Linked DNA regions of Mus musculus: region 1 is linked to region 2. A link is a contact called in ENCODE Hi-C or POLR2A ChIA-PET data. All regions are on one chromosome and are shown on one strand. The core of a region is the stretch at or near the end of the contact, and the rest is flanking DNA. Distances in the headings are between cores, read along the strand shown. Region 1 holds the start of Kidins220 (kinase D-interacting substrate 220). Region 2 holds the start of Mboat2 (membrane bound O-acyltransferase domain containing 2).

Region 1 (5,496 bases), core at 1,177-3,676, 140 kb after region 2:
CATGAACCAGAGAAAGACCAGAGAGCAAGGGAAGAGGCATGTCTTTGAGACAAAACTGAGGAGGAAACCTTAGTTCTGCAGTAGTTCGATTGCAAGACTGGGTATGAGGGTCCATAGCGTGGAAGGGACCAGGGGCTGGCAAATCCTTGTTATCAAAATGAAACTTTCCCCTGAATCAGAGTAACCGTTCAGAGGCAGGAGGTAGAGGATAGAAACGTGTAGATTAACCCTGCTTCACCTAGGACTGCCCTGCAAACACTGCCTTCTTATCTCTCCCAATCCCCACAACATTTTGAATGCTTCTAAAAATCACTTTTATAAAATGTTATCTAGTCATTCTTAAATAATTAAAAAATTTATTTTATGGAAGGAATGCCTTATCCCTATAATTAAAAGGAAAAGGTCTGAGAGTTTTACCCCAATTCCTGTTCAGACCTGTCTGGTCCATGGCAGGGCAGGGGCTGGCTTTATAATTGTTGGAATGTGTTCCCAGCCTCCCTTGCCTCTCCTCACTGAGCCCACTCTGCATCCTGGTACCCTAACCTGCAGTTCCTAACCACAGTGCTTTCCAGATCAGCCCTAGGGAAGAATGGTGTGCTCCCTGAATGTCTGCAGGGATTTGGTTTCAATGATGGGAAGAAAGGTAGGTCGCCGAGCTGGGCTTGTGTCTGAGACCAAAGGCAATCAGTGGGATGTGCTTGCCCCTCATTCTGGTTTCCCCGCTGGAGGCAGAGAGCTCTGTGTAGGAAAGCATGAGCCTGGTCCTGTCTAAAGCCAGCTTCCTGGCTTGTGGAAGTCATCCCATTAATCTACTTGTCCCTCTGCACAAGTTAAAGGTACATGAAGGAGGGTCTGGGAGACTTGCATGAGAAATGAGTTGGAAGGCTAGGGCCAGGAACCTTCAGCCAATCTTTCTCAAATGTGAGCTGAGCCCCTGGGGGTAGCCCCCAAGGGCACAGGAACTACATTTCTGCAGCTATTTCTCTTCAGTGAGATCTTTTCAGTGACCTCTCTCACCCCTTGATAACATTCTCCCTCCCCTTCCCTCCCTTCTCTCCTTCCTTCCTCTTCTTCATCTTCTTCTTCTTCCTCCTCCTCTTGAGACAGGGTTTCACTATGCAGCCAGCCTCTAACTCACAGAGATTCCCCCTGCCTCTGCTTCTGAGTGCTGAGGGCAAAGGTGTGTACCACGAAGCCCAGTGTGTCTATTAGCAGAAAATACTGGCCAGTTTGCCCTGGCAGGGTTTGAAGGGGAAGGCAGGCAGAACAGGGCAAGGTCTGTGAGGGCACGCCTTCCAAGAGCCTCACTCCCAGGTGCTGTGGGGAACGGGCTCCACGGATGGGGGGGGCAGTACTGAAGAGTTTAACTGAGAAGTGCTTAGTGTCCTGACAGATAAGAAGAGTTCTGGGTAGGGAGAGGAGTTGAGAGAGTCGGCAGCCCATGGGGGAGTAAAAGGTTTAAAATAGATCTGAGTGATTAACACAGGAACTGCTTAGACAGTATGGGGTGATATGTGAGATAACTTTCCACTTCCTGTGGGGGTCCCACTCACTTCCGGAGATGGATCAGGAGGGAGCCTATAATATCGGCCATATTGGGGATGAGACTGACCGTGGGCAGAACTCTGGAACTCTGAATTAATTAAGGTAGGTGGAACCTGGGAAGGAGTACCATGCCTGGAAGAAGACTAGGAAATGGGTGTCAGGAGGCCCTTTGAAGGGAATATTGCCAGGATGGGGTTGCTGATGGTGGTCAGGGATCAGTTAATAGCATTTGGTGATACTTCTGCAGAGGTGGGAAGAGCAAAGTCTGGAAGGGCCTTGGGGGGTTGGGGCGGGGGGTCCTCAGCTGGAAGGAGGCAGTATGGACGTCTGCGGAGGCAGTGCATTCTTCCGATGATGGAGAAGGCAGATTTCGGACTTCTGGACCCTGGAAGGAGGAACTAAGCGACTTTCATTTGCAAAGTGGGCAATGGCTTCCAAAGTTGTAATTGTTGTTTATTTCTCTGAATTATTGCTTATAATGCCAGGTACGGGTTATAAATTAACTTTCAAAAGCGCGAATGACAGGGAAAAATATTGCCTGGGGCACCTGTGAAAAATACACTAATTTAGCTGGGTCAGCTGGGAGGTGGAGGCAGGAGGATCGGGAGCGTAAAGGTCATTCTTGGCTACATAGCAAGTTTGAAGCCTGCTTGGGCGACTTTGACTCTGTATCAAAACCAACCCAACCCAACCCAACCTAACCCAACCCAAACCATCTGAAGCCAAACCAGGCAAAGAAGCAATGTTTCCATTCCTTTAAAATAGAGGGAAGGGCGTCCAAGCCACTTCAGCACCTGCAACTCCTCCCACACTGCCCCCTCCAGGAGGCGTGGCCACAAGGAGCACCGCCCACCACACGACCACGTGACCTGTCAGTTCCTGACTCCTAGGAAGATGGCCGCCGGGCGTGGTGCGGGCATAGCTGTGTGCTCTTGGCGTCTTGTCCTCTGACAAGGTCTGCGGCGCTGTTCTGCAGAGCTGAGGGCGCCGTCTTCGGCCAGGCCGTGACACGGTCAGTGCGGAGGCGGAGAGGTCGGGTGAGGCAGAGCGACAGTGTCCGAGGCTGGGGGAGGGGGGAGGGGAAAGGGAGACGAGTCTGTCGGTGGCACCGGAGAGGGGGAGGGGGCCGGGATCGGAGGCTGGGTGCGGGGCGTCCGGGCGTCGGGCGAGGTCGGTGCAGCCAAGCGCGGAAGGCAGGCGCTCCGGTGCGGCGTTCTCCCGTGGGCACTGACTCCAGGCCCAGGCCGCTTTCCTTGTTGTCACACCCATCACTTAGTGAGTCCCGCAGCCGGTGCCCCTGAGCCTTACCTTCTTGGTTGCTTTGCTTTCCAGGGAGGAGAAGTTGTTTTCTTCTGTGCTAAATTGCCGAACCCACTGCCCCCATTGTCCTGTGCAGGCTTTTAAACGCCTTGCAAGATGCCCGCAAGCCCCCGAATAGAACGCGTCCATGTTTGCTTTGTGGGGATTTGTATACATTTTTTTTCCCTAGGTTGTCTTCACGTTTAAACCATTTTAGACCATTTTCTCATTAATAACTGTTTGTGGAGCTCTCTGCCCCCTAGAGGTGCTTGCTAAAAATGCACCGGTTTTGCTTTTCAGAGCTTCCCATTTCTTGGTGTGGGGTGTGGCTGAGGAAAAACCTCTTGGAGGTGATTCTGATGGGTTAGTCCCCCGCTCTCTTTTTGACGCTACGAAAAAACAAAGCGTCTACAGTAAAAGGAAAAGACACATAATCTATTTTTAAGGGCAGTTGGGTGTCTGGTTCAGAGCCAAGACTGGAAATGCTGTGGCAAGGTGCGTTCTTTGTTCTCAAGCTTTACAACGACAGTCAGTCAACTTGATCAGACCGACTTGGGGGTCCTTGTTAAAAATTTGTTTCTGAGCTTCACCACAGGCCTGCAAAAATGGGACTATTTGGGTCAGGAGACAAATAATTGCACACCAGTTTGAGAATCCTTTTAAACACTCTGAGAATGGTTTCCAGATTTATCTTTGGCATCTCGTTTCCATAAATTCTTTTCTCTTTTTCATTTTTTTCTACCTTCCCTCCTTCCCTCCCTCCCTCCCTCCCTCCCTCCCTCCTTTTTCTCCTCCTCCTTCATCCCCCTCTTCTCCTTTTTTTCCTCTCCCTCCCTGGTCTTCTTAATATGTAGCCCTGGTCTGCTTGGAACTGATAGAGATCAGCCTGCTTCTGCCTCCCAGGCCCCTGTGCCACTACATCATTCTCTAGTTATCAGCTCTTTAAGGGTATCCCCACAGCCCCAATCAATTCTAAGGTGGCTGGTTGGAAGGGGCACACATATGTAACGAAATGCCTGCTGCCTTCTTTCCTAGACTTTCCCATTTCCTCCCACCTCTCCTCTTTTCTTTCCCTTCCATCCCTGCACGCATGGGTGCTCTTTCTCTGGTGTTCATGACAACAACACTAACATTGTTTTTCTTTCCCAGTCACATGGTCGTTTATTATTTTCCTTATCTCTGGATATTTTGTTCTGTCCAAAATTCAAACTTTGGGAATTCTATTTGGTTAAACGTAATGTCTTGCATTTCTTTTCCACTTTAATTGCCTGATTCCTTTCCTGTAGGCTGTCTGTTTTGGTCCCTAACTTGTGCCTAGAGTTCTGATTCTTTTTTTTTTTTTTTAAGTCTATATTGTGTATGCATGCACTGCTAAATTATATTTTTCTATATATGATCCCGTGTGAGCCTGCCATCCCCTTTTCCAGCTTTTGTTGAAGAATGTCAGTTTTATTTTTCTTCACTGAATTCCTGAATGTTTGGAAGGCACAAGCAGAAACCTTGGGGAAAGGAGGCTTCTGGGGTTGAGGAGAGGTCAGAATCCTGGGTAGCTTGATGACCTGTGTCTCAGGGGCCACACTGAGGCCGCACTGACGAAGAGACTTTCTCTGTTCATAGCTGTAAGCTCACTCTCTGATGATTGTGGTTTTACTTACACAGCATCAATCGTGGCCTGGACAGTTGTGTTTTTAAAGATGCATTTATTGCATTTACATGAGTACACTGTCACTCTCTTCAGACACACCAGGAGAGGACACCAGATACCATTACAATAGTTGTGAGCCACCATGTGGTTGCTGGGAATTGAACTCAGGACCTCTGGAAGAGCAGCCAGTTAGTGTTCTTAACCACCGAGCCATCTCTCCAGCCCTGACCTGGACAGTTTTAATTCCAATTCTGGACTGGCCCAGCTTATCTTTTGAGTGTCACATGTACAGATTGTTGTTATAGCCTTGTGTGCGGCTTATGGTAGAGAGTATGCTGTTGAGGGTGAAGGGCCCTCTCTGTGGACAAAGACACCCAAAAGAGGCTTCCTTATGTGTCTATGTCGTTACTGAACTTGACCATTCCCTCATGAGATCCTTCTTGTTCTAGGCCTGTAATGGGTTCTGAAGACATAACCGTGGAGACAGACTGTAAGCTTAAAGAGACACATATCTAAGCCATTGTGGACGTTGAAGCCATAGCTGTCACTTGTATGCAGGATATGTTTTGGATTATTGGGAGTATAAATGCTGGCATTCCAGGTTGATGAACATGGGCAAACTCATGATTCTACCAACACTGGGTTGGTTCTACCTTATGGTACTACCAGGCACTTCTCCAGCTGTTAGAAACTGAGTGGTGAACAGAGCCCTGATTCTTACTGAACTCTTTGGTGGAGTAGGGAAAGCAGGCTAAATAAGTAACTGGTACGTGGAGTCATGCTAAACACTATCCTGAAGAAAGCTAGTTATGGAATGGTGGTAGTAGTGGGAAGCAAGAGCTGTTTTATATGTAGAGGCTGGGGATGCTCTGGTCAGGTAACGTTTGTATGGAAACACAAGATGGCTTGAATAAAGTGAAGTGGAGACTGGTAGGAGATGAACCTAGGAGAAGGAGCAGTTTAAGCAAAACTAGAGCTAGGAGTGCCATGCCATGCAAGAATATGAC
Region 2 (5,126 bases), core at 1,371-3,870:
TGTAACACAGTTGTAAGCTTTTTGTACACAATATTATTACTTCTTTTCTTATATAAGGAAAGTGAGGTTAAAAAGGCTCCAAAATTGGCTAGTAAGTAGTGAAGACAGAAAACAAAACAAAACAAAAACCAACCAACCAACCAACCAAACAAACAAAAAAACCCCAACCAAAACCAAGATCTCCTGACTCTAAAATCTAAGCTATTATTATAGGCCAAGATACTTGACCTATACTCTGACATAAAATTTCTCAGATGGCTCAAATCTTTCCCATTCTAGATGTTAAAATAAATAATTTCATAAAGTTATAACAGGCACCTAAAAGACAGTTTCTGCTAAAAAGTACTTATCTCTCACTTGGGCTGACACAAGGAAACCAAAAGCAGGAGGAAAGCCTGGCACCTCTGCCTTCATTTTTAAAATCTGGCTCCTTTACTTGGGGTCAGAAACCTACTTAACGCTACAGGAAAGGATGCTAATCATTCAGAGAATATCTAAAAACGGGCAACAATTACTTCATCTCCACTCAAGGCTGAAGGCACAATAAACTGTCAACTTTTACAACGTCTCGTTCCAGACCTCCTAAAAAGTGTCCGACTGTCTCCAGTCCTAGTCCTAATCCTCCATAGGCATTACTGACTCCAGGAACACAGAGCCTAGCAGACAGTTCATCCCATGACATCACCCTAAAGTGACCTGATTGTCCCACCAAGCAATAAGGCCAGGGGATGACAGGTTAACACCAGAGTCAGGTCTCTATTAAAGGAGTCACCCTCAATAAAAACTATGTTCTGTCTTTTTCTAAAAGAATAATCTGGCCTCACAGAATTCCTTTGGTAGACAGTATTTGTTCTAGGATTGTATCTTATGCTGCCTACTTTAGGTTGCAATATGTTTCTAACACCCACTTTTTAAGGTTTTAAAATGGTATTTTAATTTTTCCCTTCAGTTTATATGTTCAGCCACCTGTACACTTTCTCAACACGTCCCTAAAGGGGGGGGGGGGAGGAGACAGAGACAAAGAGGTCCTCGATCCAAGGTTATATTAATAGAGAGGTCCAGACTTGGGACTATTTTAGGAAGTAGATTATTGGACAGGTTTGATTTCTAATTGGTCCCAGCTAGTTGGAACACAATATTAAGAGTGAAAGATCTCAATTATTTTCTCCCCATCCTCTAAAAGACTACCTTACTAGGACTCAGCTGTTCACCCAGAGAATATTAGCAGCAAGAGACTATCCCAACTAAATTCAATAACCCCCTTTTCAGAGAGAGCTGAGTCCACAGCCAGGTTTCCTGAAGCACTACTTGCCCGCTCTTACTACTGAAGCCTCTAGAGTGGTCCTTGAGGAAGTGCTGTACCTAGTAGTTGATGGCTATTCTGGAGTGGGTGTTAAACCTGAGAATGAAGAGGGCCTTGTCTTTAAGAGGTCAAAACTGGGGCTAAATTAGTTGGATCTCAGGCCCCCCCCCCCCCCACACACTGTTATTTAGCTCTTGGTTAAGTTATGTAATTTTTCTGGAATTCAATTTCCTTGCTAGATTGAGGGTGGTTACAATACCTGCCTCACATGGTTGTTGTGGGGACTCACATAAGTCTACCTTTAAAAGCAGTGTTAGCAGCACATTTAAACCCCCGCCCCCCTTTAAATATTAGTTTCCAAATCCTTGGATTTTGAGAGGACGATGCTGGCATTTTCCAGGTGTTCCCATGGCTAGTTTAAAGGGTAAGAGATCACATTTGTAGGGCTGACACACTAACTGCCCTCCTGGAATGGAGGTGTGGACACAGCAGAATTCACATCTGGCAGAGAGGCTCGCAGGCACGAAGGGATGCTTACCAGCAGCCTTTCCTTTGAGGAGGCGGGGCCTTTACATGCCGGCCGCTGGCTACCCAGGCTTTCCCTCGGGCGCTGCCCAGGTCCGACCTGTTTCCCTCTCAGCTGGATGCGCGGTGAGGGCATCGTCCCAGCGCGGCCGATCAGGCCCAGGTGGGCGGCGGGTGAGGTAGGACCACCCGGCTTTCCGCAAGTTTGGGCAGCCCAGGAGACAAAGGCACTTTCTGCTTTGGGGTTCTTGTAGCGCGTCTCCCTGAAGCTCCCAGCCCCCTACCTTTGTTCCCAACTTCCCCCGGCGCTGCAACTCTTTGTCTGGCCGCCACCCCGAGCCCCTTTGTTGTCCACCGTCACTGCCAGTGAGGGGTGGGGACGGCGCCCACCATTCCTGAGAAAGGAAGTGAGCAGAGGCGGAGGCAAAGCCGCCCTCACACGCCCCCACCAGCTAGCCTGACTCTCGGTCGCCCTCGGGCGACAGCCATGGTCGAGCCTCAGCCCCTCGCTGGGGTCCTCAGCACGGAGGAGGGGCGCGGCGAGGCCAGCGTCCTCTGATTGGCTGTGGGAGTCGGGGCGCCGCGACGCCATTGGACCGCGGAGCTGTCTGGCGCACGAGTGCGCGAGGTGGGGAGGGGGCTCTGGAAGCTGCTGGAAATCGGGCCGCCCGGCGGCGTGAGGGGGCCGCGCGGCTGGGTGGGCGGGGCGCCCAGCAGTGGGCGGGGCCACTAACTCCGCCCACTGCCCCTCCCCGCGCGGCTGCTCCGACCGCGGGCGGCCGAGGGGCGGGCGCGCCGCTGCATCCCCATCCTCGGCGTAGCTCGGCACAGAGCGAGCAAGCAAGCAAGCGGCGCCTGGCCGGAGCGAGCGGACGCAGCGCCGAGGCCCGGCCATGGCCACCACCAGCACCACGGGCTCCACCCTGCTGCAGCCCCTCAGCAACGCCGTGCAACTGCCCATCGATCAGGTACCGGCGTCCGGGGCGTCGTGCCCTGGCCGCCTCTGCCGGCCGCGGTGCCACCCGGGCGGGAGCAGGGTGGGGGCTGGGGCCGGGACCGCCGTGCCCGGCGCCCGGCGGGGCGGGGGCGCGCGGCTGGCCTTGTCCCCTCGGCTGTCGCTCCGGCTGGTGCCTCTGTGCCCACCCAGCCTCCCATCGCCGCCCGGGCGGGGGTGGGCGCGGGCGGAGGCTCGGCGACAGCCCGCCGGGGAGGGCTAGACAGACGTGCGCGCGTGCATGCTGTCGCTGCCGGGCCACCGGGCGTCGGACCCGGGAGTCCCGGGACCGGTGGACCTGGCACTGCTGCGGGTTATCGGGAGACTAAGAATGGTTTGGGTGCCGAGTGCCCAGGACACGGCGTGGATGGACGAGGCTTAAGCTCTTCTGCACTTGGGGACAGTTTGCATTGAAGTGTGGCTCAATAGACGGAGAGGCAACAGTTTGGGGGAAGACAGGTTATGAAGAGAAGTCAACGTGACTTCACGATGCTAGGGTTTCTGGTGAAAAAGTTGCAGCTGTGGATAGGAGCAGCCATCCTACCCCCTCACCCTACCCCCAGAGAAGCTTTTGACACTAGGGAAGGCTGGCATTTAAATGAGGCCAGTCGAATTTGATTGTTTAAAGGGCCTCAGGATTACTGAAATAAACAGCATTGGGATGGAGAAAGCAGCGCCATTTTTATTGAGCAAAGGAACTTTGGAAGTATGTCCTGAGAAAGGTCTGGGAAAGTTGTTGGTGGGGTATGGTTAGATAGCTGGTCTAGCTCCAGTACTGAAGGAAATTGACTTTGGAAATTCAGCCTAACATTATTTCTGATCTGGAGGTGTTTGCACTTCCAAGGGCTATGGGCTCAGCTTGAGTAGCTGCTAGTGGTATCTTAAGGTTTGCATGTAAAACACAAGATTCCTCTCTGGACTTGAGCTGGAGGTGACACCTGAGCTGAACACTGTGTGCTCCAGGCTTTGTGCTTCACTGTTTAAAATAAAATATACTGAGTTACCTCAAAGGAGGGTTAAACCGTCCTGCTCAGTGTTCTGATCTGACTTCTTTCCTTTATTCCTCTCATAACTTTTCGATTAATAGTGAAATACCTGTTCTCCACACAGCTTACACAGCGGTTGTGGTGTGTGTCATGCTAATAGATTATAAGAGTGCCCCAAGTGGAATGATTCCTTTAATTCACAGAATTAGTCTTTGTTTATTAAGTTGATAATAATCAAAGGCTTTGGATACTCTCAGTTCTGTGGAGGAGTCTCACTATTTCCTAAGTGGAATCATGGCACCTGACCTCTAGGTGTGTGTTACACTTCTGACTTCAATAGGTTGTTCCCAGCCTACCAGTGCAGGTAGGGCAGGATCTTCTTGCTAATGAGAAACGTGTGTGTGTGTGTGTGTGTGTGTGTGTGTGTGTGTGTGTGTGTCCTTTACCTTTTTATTCTTTTGGTGAGGCAAATGATTGTGTATTCTCTCTGCCATAGCCCTATTAAGCTAATTCTTTTAAACTTCTATAAAGGATCATAACTTTTAAAAGTAATCTAATATCAATAAGCTCCTTTAAACATCTCAGCAGTCCAGAGAAAGTTCTTTGTGGAACTGAAGTGAGCAAGCAATCCAGGGAAGGTGACCTGAGTTAAGACTGACTTTATCAGCTAGAGGTCTTGTCTCTTGTGTCTTAGATAATCTGCATCTTCTGGTATACGCTTGAAGTCTGTAGAGCCCGAGTTTATATGGCCATTTGTGTAAGACAGTTGTTTGCTCTGTGATAAGCAAGTCTTAGGAATATTGGGTTAATCCATACAATCTGTACTTTTCACAGCAATAATTATTTCTGTGAATACCAAAGAATCTTCATGATGATACTCTTGGAGTAGTTAACATTGTAAAATTAGACAGACATTTTAGAATTAAGCCAATCAGAAACATTTCCTAACACATGAACAGTTGAATCCATGTTGAAAGAAAGCCTAAGACTTGGCTGTAGTCAAATAATGTAATTCTATAGGAAAGAAAAAAGACAAGCCAGGAAGTTTATAACTTGCTATGTGTTCACTTGGTGTGTGCCAATTTACACTGTTTAGAAAAATTAGGAAATTATAAAAGCAGTTGTTTTAGGAAGTAATAAAATGTGAACTTTTTACTATTGTATTGACTTGGCACACTGAGAACCTAGTGCCCTTGCTGCTGAAGTAACAGGAGGAAGAAGTGTGCTGTCAGGCAAAGCAAAGGAACTGGAGATCTTGCCTTAGGCTGGAGAATCTTTATCTTTGCTAAGAATTACAGAGTGACCTTGAAGTAGCTGA

Evidence for each region. Hi-C counts contacts between places; a loop is a spot of excess contacts on that map. ChIA-PET counts read pairs that join two places held with the same protein, here RNA polymerase II (POLR2A).
Region 1: a loop to region 2 is called in a map of T-helper 2 cell, with 2.3 times the contacts of the local background. The contact joins the promoter of Kidins220 here to the promoter of Mboat2 in region 2. A Hi-C loop is called at or near these places in 1 of 37 maps with a recorded cell type or tissue (T-helper 2 cell). POLR2A ChIA-PET finds 5 or more read pairs at or near these places in 3 of 5 experiments (Patski and embryonic stem cell).

Annotation. Positions count from the first base shown.
Region 1 is chr12:24,972,506-24,978,001 of GRCm38, forward strand. Kidins220 (kinase D-interacting substrate 220) reads left to right here and starts at 2,427. Exons shown (of 32, transcript NM_001081378.1): 1 at 2,427-2,557. It overlaps Gm36236 (a long non-coding RNA gene), which reads right to left and starts at 3,092. Exons shown (of 2, transcript XR_381341.3): 1 at 2,854-3,092; 2 at 1-2,608.
Region 2 is chr12:24,828,979-24,834,104 of GRCm38, forward strand. It overlaps Mboat2 (membrane bound O-acyltransferase domain containing 2), which reads left to right and starts at 2,621. Exons shown (of 13, transcript NM_026037.3): 1 at 2,621-2,796. The coding sequence starts at 2,722. It overlaps 2900060N12Rik (RIKEN cDNA 2900060N12 gene), which reads right to left and starts at 2,339. Exons shown (of 3, transcript NR_166876.1): 1 at 1,842-2,339.